Regions from separate parts of the Homo sapiens genome. Here region 2 is linked to region 1. A link is an interaction called in ENCODE POLR2A ChIA-PET data of the cell type or tissue named here. Cell type or tissue: HepG2. All regions are shown on one strand. Links, peaks and the distances in the headings refer to the core of each region. The heading gives the core; the rest is flanking DNA. Region 1 overlaps ATP9A (ATPase phospholipid transporting 9A (putative)). Region 2 has its middle 25 kb from the start of SALL4.

The links. Peaks named below come from ENCODE experiments on the same cell type or tissue, not always from the same donor. Only the 100,000 strongest peaks of a DNase experiment are listed, where the experiment ranks them.
Region 2: POLR2A ChIA-PET joins it to region 1 with 5 read pairs; 2 of 35 experiments call an interaction of 5 or more read pairs at or near these places.

Annotation. Positions count from the first base shown.
Region 1 is chr20:51,756,641-51,765,310 of GRCh38, reverse strand. All of the region lies in intron 1 of ATP9A (ATPase phospholipid transporting 9A (putative)), which reads left to right. Among named protein-coding and RNA genes, the nearest start is that of ATP9A, 7.4 kb to the left of the region's middle. RefSeq lists an enhancer at 2,385-3,069. In HepG2, for the core only: no CTCF peak of the experiment used is centred there; DNase peaks (open chromatin) are centred at 3,470, 4,120 and 5,320.
Region 2 is chr20:51,822,762-51,831,431 of GRCh38, reverse strand. No RefSeq gene overlaps it. Among named protein-coding and RNA genes, the nearest start is that of SALL4, 25 kb to the right of the region's middle. In HepG2, for the core only: no CTCF peak of the experiment used is centred there; no DNase peak of the experiment used is centred there; H3K27me3 peaks cover 59 bases.

The DNA of each region.
Region 1 (8,670 bases), core at 2,895-5,394:
TTTGCGTAAATGCTCTTGTATATAATCTGCATTTTCAGGAGTAGCAACATCAAGGTGGAATCCTGAAGTTTAGAAACTCTTGAGAAGCACAGAGAGATGGAGGAGCTTCCTGAAATAGAACTAGGGGCTGGGGGATGGCAGCGTGAGGGCTAAAGTGGGTGGGTGGTTAAAGGAAGAAAAAAGTAATATGTAATGGGTCAGGCTGTCTGCTGGACACTTGAGATAAATAGGGCTGTTTTAATCCTTACAACAACCATGTGAGTTTTTGGAGTTAATTCTCCCATTTTAGGGGCCAGATGTGGTGGTTCAAGCCTGTAATCCCAGCACTTTGGGAGGCCAAGGTGGGCGGATCACTCGAGGTCAGGAGTTCGAGACCAGCCTGGCCAACATGGTGAAACCCTGTCTCTACTAAAAATACAAAAATTAGCCGGGTGTGGTGGTGGTGCCTGTAATTCCAGCTACTGGGGAGGCTGAGGCAGGAGAATTGCTTGAACCCAGGATGTGGAGGTTGCGGTGAGTCAGGATTGTACCACTGCACTCCAGCCTGGGTGAAGAAGCAAGACTCCATCTCAAAAAAAAAAATTCTCCCATTTTATTGACAGGGAAACAAAGATTCACTGATATTAATGTGTTCGTGGTCTTGGAGGTTGTGAGAGGAGGCAGTTTTGAACCGGATCCACCCATTTCACCTAATGGTTCTAGGCAATAAAGCTGTGGAATGGTTGGAAGATTTGTGGTTAAAAAAACCAAAAACGATGCCACATGTCATAGGGGACAGAATGCAGTTATTTCTGGGGTCACTCAGCGAATGTTGCGAAGACGTGCAGCTTATTTTTGGAGGAATCTCCTGGCTTCAAAGTTCTTTTCTCTCTTGAGAAAGTTACCACATCCTGATGTTGAGAAAACTTTTGAAATGGTGTAGTTAGGAAACAAGGCATTTCACCTCCATTGCTGGAAACCATTTTATGACATCATGCCCTTTGCTTATGGCTGAATGGAGCTCCTCTTGTGGTGAAATGGCAGGGATTATTTGTTAGGAGCCAGGACGCAGGAGTCCATTGAGGAGCTGGGTTCACACCCAGGCTCTGCTGCTTACTAGCTGTGTGATCTTGGGAAAATAACTTTACCTCTCTGAGTCTCAGTTGTTTCATCTGTAAAATGGGAATATCAATAATTATGTATCTCATAGTTTTTTAGTCCATGTAAAGTTTAGGAGAATAAGTGCTCAGTATGCCTTAGGTGTTTACTAGGGCTAATGGTAATCCTTAGGTGTTTGCATGAGGTTTACCGTTGGGGTCTACAGTGTGCTTCTTTGAGAGGAGGGGCCTTTTATGAGAAATTTAGAAATATGAATTTCACTGCTTTTTCCTGATCAAATTTAGGAAAATGAATAACTATGTAGAGCATTCTGTCCAGGTATGTCGAGGCCCTGGTGTGATGTTGTGGCAAGGATGGGAGCTTAGGTACCAGGTGGCCCAAGACTTTGCCTCATTGTAACAATCTACGTTTTGTGGGTGGCCACACTGGATGAGGATGCTTTGATGCTTGATATATTTGGATTTGGGGGACTAGGAAGTTTTGAATATGAATCAGATTGAGAAAGAAGAACTGAATAGATATGTTGTCTACCACAATGTTTTAAACAGCTTTATTGAAGTATAATTTATATAGCATACATCTATTGAAAGTATGTAAACTGGCCAGGTGCGGTGGCTCATTCCTGTAATCCCAGCACTTTGGGAGGCCAAGGTGGGCGGATCAGGAGGTCAGGAGATCCAGACCATCCTGGCTAACACAAGTGAAACCCCATCTCTACTAAAAATACAAAAAATTAGCTGGGTGTGGTGGCGGGCACTTGTAGTCCCAGCTACTCAGGAGGCTGAGGCAGGAGAATGGCGTGAACCCAGGAGGCAGAGCTGGCAGTGAGCCGAGATCGCGCCACTGCACTGTAGCCTGGGCGACACAGCGAGACTCCATCTCAAAAAAAAAAAAAAAAGTATGTAAACCATTGATTAAAAAAAAACCAGGTGTATGGAGTTATGCAACCATCACTCCGGCATGGGTTTTGAATGTTTCCATCACCTCCGAAAGTCTCCTCCAGCCCATCTGCAATTCATCCCTGCCCTTGCCCCAGTCCCAGGCAACCAGTGATCCGCTTTCTGATTCCATAGGTTTGCCCTTTCTGGAAATTGTCTATCAATGGAATCACACCACGTGTTGCCTTTTGTGTCTGGCTGCTTTAATTTAGCATGAAGTTTTTGAAGTTTCTTTTTATTGTGTAATAGAATTTCAGTTGGGCTTGGTGGCTCACACCTGTAATCCCAGCACTTTGGGAGGCCCAGGCAGGAGGATTGCTTGAGCCCTGGAGTTCAAGAGCAGCCTGGGCAACATAGTGAAACCCTGTCTCTACAAAAAATAAATAATAATAATAAAAAAAGCCAGGCATGGTGGCTTGAGCCTGTGGTCCTTGCTACTTGGGAGGCTGAGGTAGGAGGAGTGCTTGAGCCCAGGAAGCGTAGGTGGCGGTAAACCCTGATCATACCGCTGCACTCCAGCCTCGGCAACAGAGTGAGACCCTGTCTCAAAAAAAAAAAAAAAAAAAAAAGCCATTTGTGGATATATCACCTTAAATCTTTTTGTTTGTTTGTTTTTAGACAGGGTCTCGCTCTTGTCACCCAGGCTGGAGTGCAGTGGCATGATCTCTACTCACTGCAACCTCCACCTCCCGGGTTCAAGCGATTCTCATGCATCGGCCTCCTGCGTAGCTGGGATTACAGGCTCCCGCCGCCACGCCCAGCTAATTTTTTTTTTTTTTTTGAGACAGAGTCTTGCTCTGTCACTAGGCTGGAGTGCAGTGGTGTGATCTTGGCTCACTGCAACCTCTGCCTCCCGGTTCAAGCAGTTCTCCTGCCCCAGCCTCCGGAGTAGCTGGGACTACAGGCGCATGCCACCACGCCCAGCTAATTGTATTTTTAGTAGAGATGGGGTTTCACCGTGTTGACCGAGATGGTCTCGATCTCTTGACCTCATGATCCGCTCACCTTGGCCTCCCTAAGTGCTGGGATTACAGGCGTGAGCCACCATGCCTGGCCTAATTTTTGTATTTTTGGTAGAGACGGGGCTTCACCGTATTGGCCAAGCTGGCCTTGAACTCCTGACCTCAAGTTATCTGCCCACCTTGGCCTCCCAAAATGCTGAGATTACAGGTGTGAGCCACTGACCCTGGCCCGGCCCAGTGTTATCACAGGGTCCTTAAAAGCGAAAGACAGGCAGGAGAGTGAGTGTCAGCATAAGAGAAAGATTGGGAGAGGCTGCACTGCTGGCTTGAAGAGGGAAGAAGGGGCCATGAGCCAAGGAATGCGGGGGACTCTAGAAGTTGGAAGAGTTAAGGAAACGGACTCGGTTGGAGCCTCCAGAAGGAACACGGCTCTGCTGACACCTTCCTTGATTTTAGTCCCATGAGGCCCATTTTGGACTTCGGACCTAACTGTAGGGTAATAAACTTGCATTGTTTTAAGCCACTCAAGTTGTGCTAATTTTTTTTTTTTTTTGAGGCGGAGTCTCGCTCTGTCGCCCAGGCTGGAGTGCAGTGGCGCAACCTTGGCTCACTGCAAGCTCCGCCTTCCGGGTTCGCGCCATTCTCCTGTCTCAGCCTCCCGAGTAGCTGGGACTACAGGCGCCTGTCACCACGCTCGGCTAATTTTTTGTATTTTATTAGAGACGGGGTTTCACCGTGTTAGCCAGGATGGTCTGGATCTCCTGACCTCGTGATCTGCCCGCCTTGGCCTCCCAAAGTGCTGGGATTACAGCCGTGAGCCACGGCGCCCGGCCAAAGTTGTGCTAATTTGTTACAACAATGAGGAGAAGCTGTCACACACCGATGTGTGCTGCAGACCCTGGGAACGGATTGTCGTGCTCCTCTTTCCATCCCACAAAGGGGACTGGAATCTAGACAGGAAGCCCGCCACCTGGGTGGAGGCATCAGAGGCATTTCAGAGGTCCTACATTTTGCCTGAGAGCATAGAGCTTATGTCAGCATGTTTATGTGACTCATTATCTGACGGTGGAGGAAAAAGATGAATATTTATTTAGGACCTGCAGTGTTTTGGCTCTGAACTCATGTTTCCTCTTTCATGCTGCACAATGGCCCTTTGATGTTGGTAATTTTTTTTATTCTTGCTTTACTGATAAGGAAACAAAAATGCCCTTTCTCTTTGATGTGATGGAGGTGGTGTTAGGTAGGACTCTCATTACTCTCAGGACTTACATTCTTGTTTTTTATTTTGAGACGGAGTCTCACTCTCACTCAGGCTGGAGTGCAGTGGCGCAGTCTCGGCTCACTGCAACCTCTGCCTCCTGGGTTTAAGCAATTCTCTGCTTCAGCCTCCCAAGTAGCTGGGACTACTACAGGCCTGCGCCACCACCACGCCCAGCTAATTTTTGTATTTTTAGTAGAGACAGGGTTTCACCATGTTGACCAGGATGGTCTTGATCTCTTGACTTTGTGATCCGCCTGCCTCGGCCTCCCAAAGTGTTGCGATTACAGGCGTGAGCCACTGCACCTGGCATTTTTTTTTTTTTTTTTGAGACGGAGTCTTGCTCTGTCGCCCAGGCTGGAGTGCAGTGGCGTGATCTTGGCTCACTGCAACCTCCACCTCCCAGTTCAAGTGATTCTCCTGCCTCAGCCTCCCAAGTAGCTGGGATTACACATGCCTACCAGTATGCCCGGCTAATTTTTGTAGTTTTAGTAGAGACGGGGTTTCGCCATGTTGGCCAGGCTAGTCTCGAACTCCTGACCTCAGGTGATCCGCCTGCCTTGGCCTCCCAAAGTGCTGGGATTACAGATGTGAGCCACCGTGCCCTGCCCAGTACTTACATTCTTTATTTCAGTCGTTGTGAGCACTGAATTTTCGAATATGGAACCATTGCTCTTAGGGGAAATATGGGGTTAGGTTCCTGAGAGGCTCTGGTCACATTATTTTTGTTGACTGATCAATGAAGAACCTCGTTTTAGGTGTGTTTCTGTTTTTTAAAAACCGCATATTTAATGTACGTTATGGATTCATTAACATCGAACTCACAGGCAACAACTCTGTAACTCACGCCTGGAGGCAGCTTATCTGACACGTGTATTTTTTCCACGTGGCACATCCCAGCCTTCCTGTGCTTAGAGATACTAGTTCTTCTGCACTGTGCTGAGGGGCCATTTTAAACTGCAAAACCATCAGGGAAAAGCACAAAAATGCACAAATCGTGGCAGTAAGAGACCACAAAAATGACTCCTATTTGTAGTGTGAGAGCTGCAATGAGAAGCCTTGTGTCACCTCAGCTGGGAATGTGTGTGTCTGGGGGCGGGGCAGGGAGGAGCAACTCACCATTTTGGCTACACTGCACGCATCCATTAGTGACTGTGAAGGGGCTGCAGCTGTTGATTTGGGATTACAAGTTTGAGGGATTTGGTGAATTTGCAAATACAGAAATTATAAATTATGAGGATCAATTGTATATAGTGGGGTGGGTGTGTGTTTCAATGTCCTTCCTTTGACAAAGTGGAGATAGTATTAGATATGTGGCATGTAGGGGTGTGTGTACATCTTATTTTATTTTTTAATTTTATTTATTATTATTATTATTTTTGTGACAGAATCTTGCTCTTGTCGCCCAGGATGGAGTGTAGTGGTGCGATCTCGGCTCACTGCAACCTCTGCCTCTGAGGTTCAAGCGATTCTCTTGCCTCAGCCTCCTGAGTACATGGGATTACAGGCACCCGCCACCACGCCTAGCTAATTTTTGTGGTTTTAGTAGAGACAGAGTTTTGCCCTGTTGGCCATGCTGGTTTCGAACTCCTGACCTCAGGTGATCCACCCACCTCGGCCTCCCAAAGTGCTGGGATCACAGGCATGAGCCACCGCACCCGGCCGTGTGTGTACATTTTAACATCCTTTCTTTGATGTGGTGGAGGGAGTATTAGATACCAAGCATATAGGGGTATGTTTTGAGGGAGGGGATTGTGCTGGTGGGTGAAACCCAGAGACACCCCCCTCCTCAGCCACCGACCTTCCCCTCTCTGGGCTGGAGGAGAGAGTTGCACCAACAGCTCTTTGCCCCCCTGGGATGAGAACAGTGGAGCTTGGCAGCGGCCCATGGGGCTGTGCTCTCTGTCCTCTGCCAGCGCCCAGCTGCACTTGCGCCATCCCCTTCAGTTACAGAGGTCCTCCCTTGCTCTGCCTTGTGCTGACCAAAACCAGACTAGCTGCTCTCTGCCCACGTGGAGACCAGAAGATGTGTTGTTGCAAACCCACAGAGGGACTCTGAAGGATGGAGTGTGGACATGGGTGCCGTGCCTGCCGGGCTTCCTTGCAGACGGGCTCTTTCTTTTCTTTTTTGAGACAGAGTCTCCTTCTGTTGCCCAGGCTGGAGTGCAGTGGTATGATCTCGGCTCACTGGAACCTCCGCCTCCCGAGTTCAAGCGATTCTCCTTCCTCAGCCTCCTGAGTAGCTGGGATTACAGGTGCAGGCCACCATGGCTGGCTAATTTTTGTATTTTTAGTAGAGACGGGGTTTCACCATGTTCTGCAGGCTGGTCTCGAACTCTTGACCTCATGATCCGCCCGCCTTGGCCTTCCAAAGTGCTGGGATTACAAGCATAAGCCACTGCGCCCAGCCCAAAAGGGCTCTTTCTACCTACTGTACAGCTGGCTGGCGAGAGGAGGTCCCTGTAGTCCAGTCCGCAAGGAGATGGGGGCACCCTTTGACCTTGACCTCTGTCTTGCATGCAATAAGTTGGAAAAAGGAGGCAAGGCATGGAACCGGCCATCTTTGGACTTTTGTCCCTTACTTCTCAGAACAGAATGTTCTTTTAGTGTCTTTACCCAGATGGAAATGTTGAAAGTCAGTGATAAGGGCTGGCTGTATTTTATGACTGCCTTTGAAGGGGTGGAGGGGTTGGGACGTGTCTTCAGGGTCACTCATGAAGGTGGTGATTTTGGTTTAATTTGGAAAGAAAAAGACTAATTATAACATTTTTATTGATGACATTTAGAATGATTCTGATTTTAACAACTAGTATCTGTTTTCTCTAATTTGTGAGTTTGAAAGATTAATATATGTATGAAAGGTTAGCAATTATTTTTATGAGCCCTTCTGTTTGTACCAAATGATACTTGCTTTCTTGTGTCATGGCAGGAAGTTTCCTTTTAGAATTTAAATAAAAGGCAGTCAATTTAAAGAAAACCATGAAGTCTATAAAAGTTCCTGAGATTTGTAAATACCCCAAGTCATGCCTGACATTTAGGAATTAGTGGCCCATGCTGAAATGGCGCAGTCTAAACACATAATGTTACTGCTACAAGGGGAAAGAAATAGGATAGTTGGTTGTGCTTATACATTTAAAACCTTTTTTTTTTTTTGAGACGTACTCTCATTCTATTGCTCAGGCTGGAGTACAGTGGGTGCGATCTCACTGCAACCTCAGCCTCCTGGGTTCAAACAATCCTACCGCTGCAGCCTCCCCAGTAGCTGGGATTACAAACATGCACCACCATACCTGGCTAATTTTTGTATTTTTTTATAGAGATGGGGTTTCTCCATGTTGCTCAGGCTGGTTTCAAACTCTTGAGCTAAAGCAGTCCGCCAACCTCTGCCTGTCAAAGTGCTGGGACTACAGGCAGCAGCCACTGTGCCTGGCCCTGCTTTTATTTTTGTCTAAACAGAATTTGCAGAAACTCTGGGGGAAGACAGTTGGAAGAGGCCCTGTGCGAGCAGGGAAAGGCTTCTGGTGAGAATTGGAAAGGTGGACTGGGCCGGATGCTCTTCCTTCGCCCCAATTAAATCTCTGTGGCATTTAGCAAATGCCAAGGAAAAGCCTGTTGGCGGCGGTCCCCAAGGAAGAATCAGTTTGTAGTGTCAACAGTGCCCTGCTCCTACCGTGGGCCTGGCAGGATCTCCCACGTGCCACGGGCAGTTTGCAGTGATGAGATAAAGTCAGGCTTGGGGCCGGGCTTGGTGGCTCACACTTGTAATCCCAGCACTTTGGGAGGCCGAGGTGGGTGGCTCACTTAAGGTCAGGAGTTCAAGACCAACCTGGCCAACATGGTGAAACCCTGTCTCTACTAAAAATATGCTGCGCCTGGCCGATATTTTGGGTTTGATGATTCCCTGTTATGGAGGCTGTCCTGGGCATTGTAGGATGTTTAGCAACATCCCTGGCCTCTGCCCACTAGATGCCAGTGCCATCCCCTCCCCACCTTGTGACAATCAAGAATGTCTCCAGACATTGCCAAGTGTCCTCTGGGGGGTGAATGGCCCTCAGAGCCACTGGACTAAGGAAGCTGATACTCACTGAGTGGCCATAGTCCTTTTAAGGTGTCTCATCCTGTCTTTTTAAAAAAAAAACAAAACCGAAAACAAAACTCAAGACACCTGTTGGATGAGAAATTCATATAGTCTGGACTATTGTTCTTGCTATGAGGTCAGCTTTCTGATTTAGTAATTAAGGAAGCCTTGTGCTGTTAGAACATTTGGGAAATGTTGCAGACGTGGATCCCCCACACCTCCCCAAATTCACGTTTGAAGCTGGAATCCCCAGCACCTCAGAATGTGACTGCATTTGGAGACAGGGGGCCTTTAAAGAGGTGATCAATTTAAAATGAAGCTGTTAGGATGGGCCCT
Region 2 (8,670 bases), core at 2,912-5,411, 66 kb before region 1:
GTCTCAAAAAAAAAGAGAGAAGCTTGACTGGAATTTGAATATGTATCGTGTGTCAAGCATGGCTCTAGCCTTTTACATGTGATAATCACATTCATCCTCCTAATAGATGTACAATGCAGGTGTTATTATCCCCATTCTACAGATGGGTAAGTGAGGCCCAGAGGGAGCTGAACCAACATGACTGGTGCCAGAAAGATTGCAGAGGGGAGAGCTAGCAGTCAATTCCAGGCTGTGTAATTTCAGAGGGTACTCTTAACCTCTATGCCTCTGTAAATGAACAATATTCTTGAAGCCAGGCGCAGTGGCTCATGCCTGTAATCCCAGCACTTTGGGAGGCCAAGGCGGGCAGATCACCTAAGGTCAGGAGTTTGAGACCAGCCTGACCAACATGACAAAACTCCATCTCTACCAAAAATACAAAAATTATCTGGGTGTGGCAGTGCAGGCCTGTAGTCCCAGCTACTAGGGAGGTGAGGCAGGAGAATCGCTTGAACTCAGGAGGCAGAGGTTACAGTGAGATGAGATCATGCCTCTACACTCCAGCCTTGGCAGCGAAGAATATTCTTGAAAAGTATAGTTTAGGTCAATAGCATGTGTAGACAGATACGGGTTTGAGTATTTGATAAATGAGTATCGATGATCTCTCTCTCTCTCTCTTGCTCTCTCTCTCTTGCTCTCTTGCTCTCTCTCTCTTGCTCTCTCTCTTGCTCTCTCTCTCTCTCTCTTTTTCTTTCTCTCTTTCTTTCGTGACAGAGTCTCACTCTGTCACCCAGACTGGAGTGCAGTGGCACAATCTCGGCTCACTGCAACCTCCACCTCCCAGGTTCAAGCAATTATCCTGCCTCAGCCACTTGAGTAGCTGGGACTTTTCTGTATTTTCGGGAAAGACGGGGTTTCACAGTGTTGTCCAGGCTGGTCTGGAACTCCTGACCTCAAGTGATCTGCCTGCCTCGGCCTCCCAAAGTGCCGGGACTACAGGCGGGAGCCACTGCGCCTGGCTCTTTTTCTTTTTTTTACCCTCCGACCCTCGATATCTGATGATGGAATATCTTGAGCCTCAGTCTTCAGGTCTACAGCTCGGGCTGAAATGAAGTTCTGATCCATGAGTACACCCAACACCCTAAGTTCTGGGTACCCGCTGGGTGCCTGGCACTCCAGCAGGCACTGAAAATACACATTTGGGTAAGATGGATGTGGCCTCTGCTTGGATGGTACCTGTAGTCTGGAGCAAGAAAGAGGTCTTAGCCAATCTCACAGATAAAAAATAGTAACTTCAACAAATGCTATTGGAGAAGTGCCCAGCTCTCCAAGGGTCCTGTGTGAGGGAACCTGACCTAGTTGGGGAGAAAGAAGAGACAAGACTGAAGACAGATGCCTGAGCTAGGGGTGAAGATTGAGTCATTAACAAGATCAGGGAAGGGGCCAGTCTTGGTGACTCATTCCCGTAATCCCAGCATTTTGGGAGGCTGAGGCGGGAGGATAGCTTCAGCCCAGGAGTTCGAGACCAGCCTACGCAACAAAGCAAGACCCCATCTCTACAAAAAAAAAAAAAAAAAAAAAAAAAAAAAAATCAGGCCAGGCGCAGTGGCTTATGCCTGTAATCCCAGAACTTTCGGAGGCCAAGGCAGGCAGCTCACCTGTGGTCAGGAGTTCAAGACCAGCCATGTCCAACATGGTGAAACCCTGTCTCTACTAAAAATACAAAAATTAGCCAGGCATGGTGGCGGACACCTGTAATCTCAACTACTTAGGAGACTGAGGCAGGAGAATCACTTGAACCCGGGAGGCAGAGGTTGCAGTGAGCTAAGATCGCTCCACTGTACTCCAGCCTAGACAGCAGAAGGAGAGTCTGTCTCAAAAAAACAAACAAAAAATCAGGGGCCGGGGGTGTGGTGGCAGATGTCTGTAATCCCAGCACTTTGGGAGGCTGAAGCAGGTTGATTACTTGAGGTCAGGAGTTCGAGACCAGCCTGGCCAACATGGTGAAACCCCATCTCTACTAAAAATACAAAAATTAGCCATGCTTGCTCACTTGAACCCAGCAGGTGGAGGTTGCAGTGAGCTGAGATCGTGCTATTGCACTCCAGCCTGGGTGACAGAGTGAGACTCTGTCTCAAAATAATAATAATAATAATAATAATCAGGCAAGGCACAGTATTTCAGGCAGGGAGAATAGCAGGTGCAAAGGCCCTATGGTAAAGGAGAGGGTCTGAATGGAAGGTAATAGGAGGATACCGTTACCTATGTGGTAGTCAGGGAAGAGCTCTGAAAAATGGACAGGAGAGCAGAGACCCAGATAAAGCGAGGGACTGAGCCACGTGGATCTCTGCAGCAAAAATATCCTAGGGAGAGAGGAAAGTGAGGCAAAGGCAGGAGCCTGGTGGGAGGACTCAGGGAAAAGCCAGGGAGCCAGGGGGCCAGAGCAGAAGTGGGAACAGGGCTGAGAAAGGAAGTGAAACCAGAGAAGCAGCAGGGGACCGGCCCAGCACGGAGGGTTTCCAGGGCCTGGGAAGGCCTTGGGCTTTGCTCCTGGTCCCCAGCTTCTCTCCTCCTGTTAACGGATGTCCCTCCAAAAACCAATCCCGCCGCCTCCTAGCCCTGCCTGCCACCTCAGAACCTTCCTTACTCCTGATCCCCCATGAATATGCAAGCTTTCCTTTTGAATTACATCCTTCCCTTCAGCACTTATAATCTCTCCCATCTTTAAAACAAAAACAAAACCCTCCCTTGGCCACCATCCGTCTAGCAACTGCCCGGTCTCTCTCCTCCCTTAACAGCCTCCCTTAGCAAAAGGTGCAGGTCCACTTATTTCTCATTTCCCCTCCATTGATGTCTCCTGTCCCTGGAAGCGGCCCCCCAGTGTGCTTCATGACTCTCATCCCTTCTCTCAAATCCAACAGCCCTTTTCCCAGCCCTGACGTTGATCTCTCAGCAGCATCAAGATACTAAGGAGTGTGGATAAGTCCTGCTTTCCAGAGAGAGCCCTCAGGTAACCATCACTCACCCCTTTGGGCTACTCCCATTTCTTTTTTTTTTTGAGACGGAGTCTTGCTCTGTCCCCCAGGCTGGAGTGCAATGGCGCCATCTCAGCTCACTGCAACCTCTGCCTCCTGGGTTCAAGTGATTCTCCTGCCTCAGCCTCCTGAGTAGCTGGGATTATAGGCATGCGCCACCATGCCCAGCTAATTTTGTGTATGTTTAGTAGAGACAGAGTTTCACCATATTGGTCAGGCTGATCTCAAACTCCTGACCTCAGGTGATCCACCCACCTCAGCCTCCCAAAGTGCTGGGATTACAGGTATGAGCCACTGCGCCCAGCCTACTCCCATTTCTTAATGGCTCTTTCTCTGTCTTCGACCTATGACCACACTCCCCTGCGGCACCAAGGCAGACCCAAGGACATTGTCACTTCTTTTTTTTTTTTTTTTTTTTTTGTGATGGAGTTTCACTTTGTCGCCCAGGCTGGAGTGCAGTGGCATGATCTCGGCTCACTGCAACCTCCGCCTCCCAGGTTCAAGCAATTCTCCTGCCTCAGCCTCCCAAGTAGCTGGGATTACAGGCGCCCACCACCACGCCTGGCTAATTTTTGTACTTTTAGTAGAGACGGGGTTATACCATGTTGGCCAGGCTGGTCTCAAACTCCTAACCTCAGGTGATCCTCTCACCTTGGCCTCCCAGAGTGCTAGGATTGCAAGCATGAGCCATCGTGCCCAACCAACATTGTCACTTCTTACTAGATACTCTCTCCCCAGGCATCTCCTCCTGCAGCCCCCACACCATCCATGAACCAGCATCTTCCCAAGTCCTGTCTCCACCCCAGACATCTCTTGTGAAGTCCAATGACCTCAAGCAATCCCGCGGGATTTGCTTCTTCAGCAATAGTGGCTGCTGTGAGTGGAGCCCTGTTCTAAATGCTGGGATCCAGAAGTGAGAGAAACAGTTCAAATTCCCAGCTCCTGCAGTTCTAGAGGAAAAGAGAGACAAACAAATAAGTAGAGAATGTGATGTTGGGTATGGAACTTTCTTCTATGACAACAATAGAGCAGGAAAAGTGAGCTCCAGCGACGGAAGCGCCCGTCCACTGCGGGGCCACAGTGTCCGTGATCGGGGGTGCTCCCTGGCTGCCGGATTGCACTGTGGATCTCAGTACTTACAGAGCAGGAAAAGTGAGCTCCAGCAATGGAAGCGCCCATCCATTGCGGGGCCACAGTGTCTGTGATCGGGGGTGCTCCCTGGCTGCCGGATTGCACTGTGGATCTCAGTACTTGCAGCACATAGTAGGTGTTCAGGAAATATCTGTTGGACAAGGATCAATCTTGTAGTATTATCAGGAGAAATATAAGAGATACAGTGTCTATGCAATGTCTTCCACTAAGAAGAAGGATGATACAAGATGGTTCAATCAAATGTATTGTTTATTTTTTGATGATAAATATTTTGTATTAACATAATAAATACTTACACAAGCATTTTTTTTTTTTTTTTGAGACAGAGTTTTGCTCTTGTTGCCCAGGCTGGAGTGCAAAATGGCGTGATCTCAGCTCACCACAACCTCCACCTCCTGGGTTTAAGCGATTCTCCTGCCTCAGCCTCCCAAGTAGCTAGGATTACAGGTGCCTGCCACCATGCCTGGCTAATTTTGTATTTTTAATAGACAAGGGGTTTCTCCATGTTGGTCAGGCTGGTCTCGAACTCCCGACCTCAGGTGATTCGCCGCCTCAGCCTCCCAAAGTGCTGGGATTACAGGTGTGATATGCAAGCATTTTGTAAATATGATGATGATGATGATATTCATCATTGTTCCTATAGTGCTCTTAGTTTCGTTTTCCCAAGTGGTAGCACGCACATGACCTCATCAGATGCTTTGAATAGGTGTCTATGTTAGGTGAAGATAGCCACCGAGGGAGGTTTTACGGACTGGGTGGAGCAGTGTTGTTGGGCAATGTGGTCCAGGTGTGTAAGACAGGCTGCCACCCCCTCTCCCCACTTGGTGATTACAAAGCAACATCTGCTGGTACCAAGACAGTCATAATCTCTCTCTCTCTCTCTCTCTCTGTGTTTTTGTTTGTTTGAGATGGAGTCTCACTCTGTCTCCCAGGCTGGAGTGCAGTGGTGCGATCTCGGATCACTGCAACCTCCGCCTCCCAGGTTCCAGAGTTTCTCCTGCCTCAGCCTCCCAAGTAGCTAGGATTATAGGCACCCACCACCACGCTCAGATAATTTTTTGTATTGTTAGTAGAGATGGGGTTTCACTATGTTGGCCACGCTGATCTCGAACTCCTGACCTCAGTTGATCCACCCACCTTGGCCTCCCAAAGTGCTGGGATTACAGGCGTGAGCCACCGCAACCAGCCTGTTTTTTTTTTTTTTTTAAAGACAAGGGGCTGGCTCTGTCACCCAGGCTGGAGCGCAGCAGTGAGATCACAGCCTTGAACTCCTGAAGTCAATGGATCCTCCCACCGCAGATTCCCGAGAAGCTGGGACTACAAGCATGCGCCACCATACCCAGTTAATATTTTTAAAAATTTTTTTGTAGGCTGGGCACGGTGATAGAGACAAGGGTTTCACTATATTGCCCAGACTTGTCTTGAACTCCTGGCCTCCGGTGATCCTCCTGCCTGGGCCTCCCAAAGTGCTTACAGGTGTAAGCCACCGCACCAGGCCCAAGAAGGCCATGATCTCTGAAGGAGGTCAGGTGTCACCTTCTCAGAGCAGCCTCCCTAACCATTGGGTCCAAAGTCTTCTCCCCACTGTCAACTTCATGGGGTCTGTGCTCAGAAGGGCATCATGCTTGGCTGAACACTCTGCTGTTAGCATCTTGCATTTCTTTTTTTTTTTTTTTTTTTTTTTTGAGACTGAGTCTTGCTCTTTCGCCTAGGCTGGAGTGCAGTGGCGCGATCTTGGCTCACTGCAAGCTCCGCCTCCCAGGTTCCCGCCATCCTCCTGCCTCAGCCTCCCAAGTAGCTGGGACTACAGGCGCCCGCCACCACGCCTGGCTAATATTTTGTATTTTTAGTAGAGACGGGGTTTCACCGTGTTAGCCAGGATGGTCTCGATCTCCTGACCTTGTGATCCACCCTCCTCGGCCTCCCGAAGTGCTGGGATTACAGGTGCGAGCCACCACGCCCGGCTTGGAGTCCTTATTTTCATTTTGCACTGGGCCTAACTAATTATATAGCAGGCCCTACCCCAACTTGCTAGGCTCCCTCTCAATTAGAGAGGTAGGAACTGGAAGGACCAGATGGAAGGTGGTTTCACCCAAGCTTCTGGGGAGCGATGGGGGTGAGGCAGGGAATGGCATCCTTGAGGTCTGTCTCGAGGTTGCCTTCCATCTTGCCCTCTTCATTTTCTTCTCCACAAGCATCTAGGGCACTCTTTTCCAGGGTGAATCAGGTCACCTCCCTCCCCAGCTTAAAGCCCCCATCACTTAGAATGAAATTCAAATCACAGGCAGGGCCTACAAGGCCCCTGTGATCTGGTCCCACCCACCCCTAACCTCAACTTCTCCCACCTTTTTTTTCTTGGCTGTACACCAAGGACAGTAGCTTCATTTTTGATGCCTCAAAGCTCCTTCCTACCTCAGGGCCCTTGGTGTTTTCTAGAACATCCTTCCTGTAGCTCTACAGGTCTCTGCTCCAAGGGGGCACCCATGAACATCTCATCTGGCCTCCACCTGCAGTCTCTCCCTAATTCTATTATCTTGTTATTCCCTTACAACTCCTGTAACAATTTTGCATTTCTTATTTTATTTTATTTTTTTTCTGAGATGGAGTCTAGCCCTGTTGCTCAGTGCTAGACAGTTGATCATGCAATGGTGTGATTGCGGCTCACTGCAACTTCTGCCTCCCAGGTTCAAGCGATTCTCATGCCTCAGCCTCCCCAGTAGCTGAGATTACAGGTGCGTGTCACCATGCCCGGCTAATTTTTGTATTTTTAGCAGAGTTGGGGTTTTACCAAGCTGGCCAGGCTGGTCTCAAACTCCTGACATCAGGTGATCTGCCTGCTTCGGCCACCCAAAGTGCTACAGGTGTGAGCCACTGTGCCCAGCCAATTTTTTTATTATTTTATTTTATTTTTAGAGACATAGTCTTGCTCTGTCATCCATGCTGGACTGCAATGGCACAATTTTGGCTCACTGCAACTTCTGCCTCCTGGATTCAAGCTATTCTCCTGCCTCCCAGTAGCTGGGATTACAGACACTCACTACCAGTCCCATCTAATTTTTTGTATTATTAGTAGAGATAGGGTTTTGCCACGTTGGCCATGGTTGGTCTCGAACTCCTGACCTCAAGTGATCCACCCGTCTCAGCCTTCCAAAGTGCTGGGATTACAGGTGTGGGCCACCATGCCTGGCCTATTTTATTTGTGTATTGTTTGCTTGTTTATTGTCTGTCTTTCTCCCTGGACTGTGAGCTCCATGAGGCAGGACCTCCTTTGCTGAATCTCAGAGGTAGAGCCTCGAGGGCCCTGTGGGTAGCATGAAGACACAAATGGCCAACCGGCAGTAGACAGGTTGATGCAAAGCCTAGACCCAGTGCTGGAGGAGGCAATGCCCTGGGATGGAGCACAGCTTCTTTCAATCCCAATTTCTGCATATGTGAAAAGGGAATGATAAAATTACTTCTCAGAGTTGGAAGGACAATTACATAAGGGACCCAGCACAGTGTTTCAAATGTAGTTGGAACCAGATAATTACTGGACTTGCCTGATTAACTCTTCTCAGAGGACCAGCTCCTCAGAATCTTCTCCCCAGTCCCCCAAATCCCACATTCATTTCTTTTATGTTCCCTATAAAAATATTCCAGAGGTATACAGGTCTTTTAGTGAAGCTGTGGAATTTTCCATCGGGGGTCAGATACTGAGGACAATGGTGAAATTACCCAGCTTCAGTGATCATTCCCAGGGTTTATGTGGAGCTAGTCAACTCACCTCCAGCAACATTTCTGGAAATGAACTCACTGCTTCTGCTCCTCCTCCCCCGATAAGCTCTCTGCCTTGGTGAAAGATGTGGAGATTTCTAGCACCCTCACTCCCACCAACTTCACATCCTCCTCCACTTCACCTACCCACTCATTCATTCACTCACTCACTCATTCATTCAATAGCTAACCTTTGTTTTTTGTTATTTATTTATTTATTTTGAGATGGAGTTTCACTCTTTCGCCGAGGGTGGAGTGCAGTGGCACGATCTCAGCTCACTGCAACCTCTGCCTCCTGGGTTCAAGCGATTCTCCTGCCTCAGCCTCCCGAGTAGCTGGGATTACAGGCATGCGCCACCACGCCTGGCTAATTTGTGTATTTTTAGTAGAGACGTGGTTTCGTCATGTTGGCCAGGCTGGTCTCGAACTCCTGACCTCAGGTGATCCACCCTCTTCAGCCTCCCAGACTGCTAGGATTATAGGTGTGAGCCACTGTGCCTAGCCAACATTTGTTTAATATCTTTTGCGTGACAGCGCAGGGCTGGAATCATAGCTAGCTTGTTTTGAAGTCCTGTGAATTAGGTGTCAATGATGATAATAATATCAACAATAATATCGGACATTTATTGAGCATTTCCTCCACCGAGAGATATGTGAATATAATACGGAGGTTGGCACACTCTTTCTGTAAAGGAACAGACAGAAATATTTTAGGGGCCGGGCATGGTGGCTCATGCCTGTAATACCAACA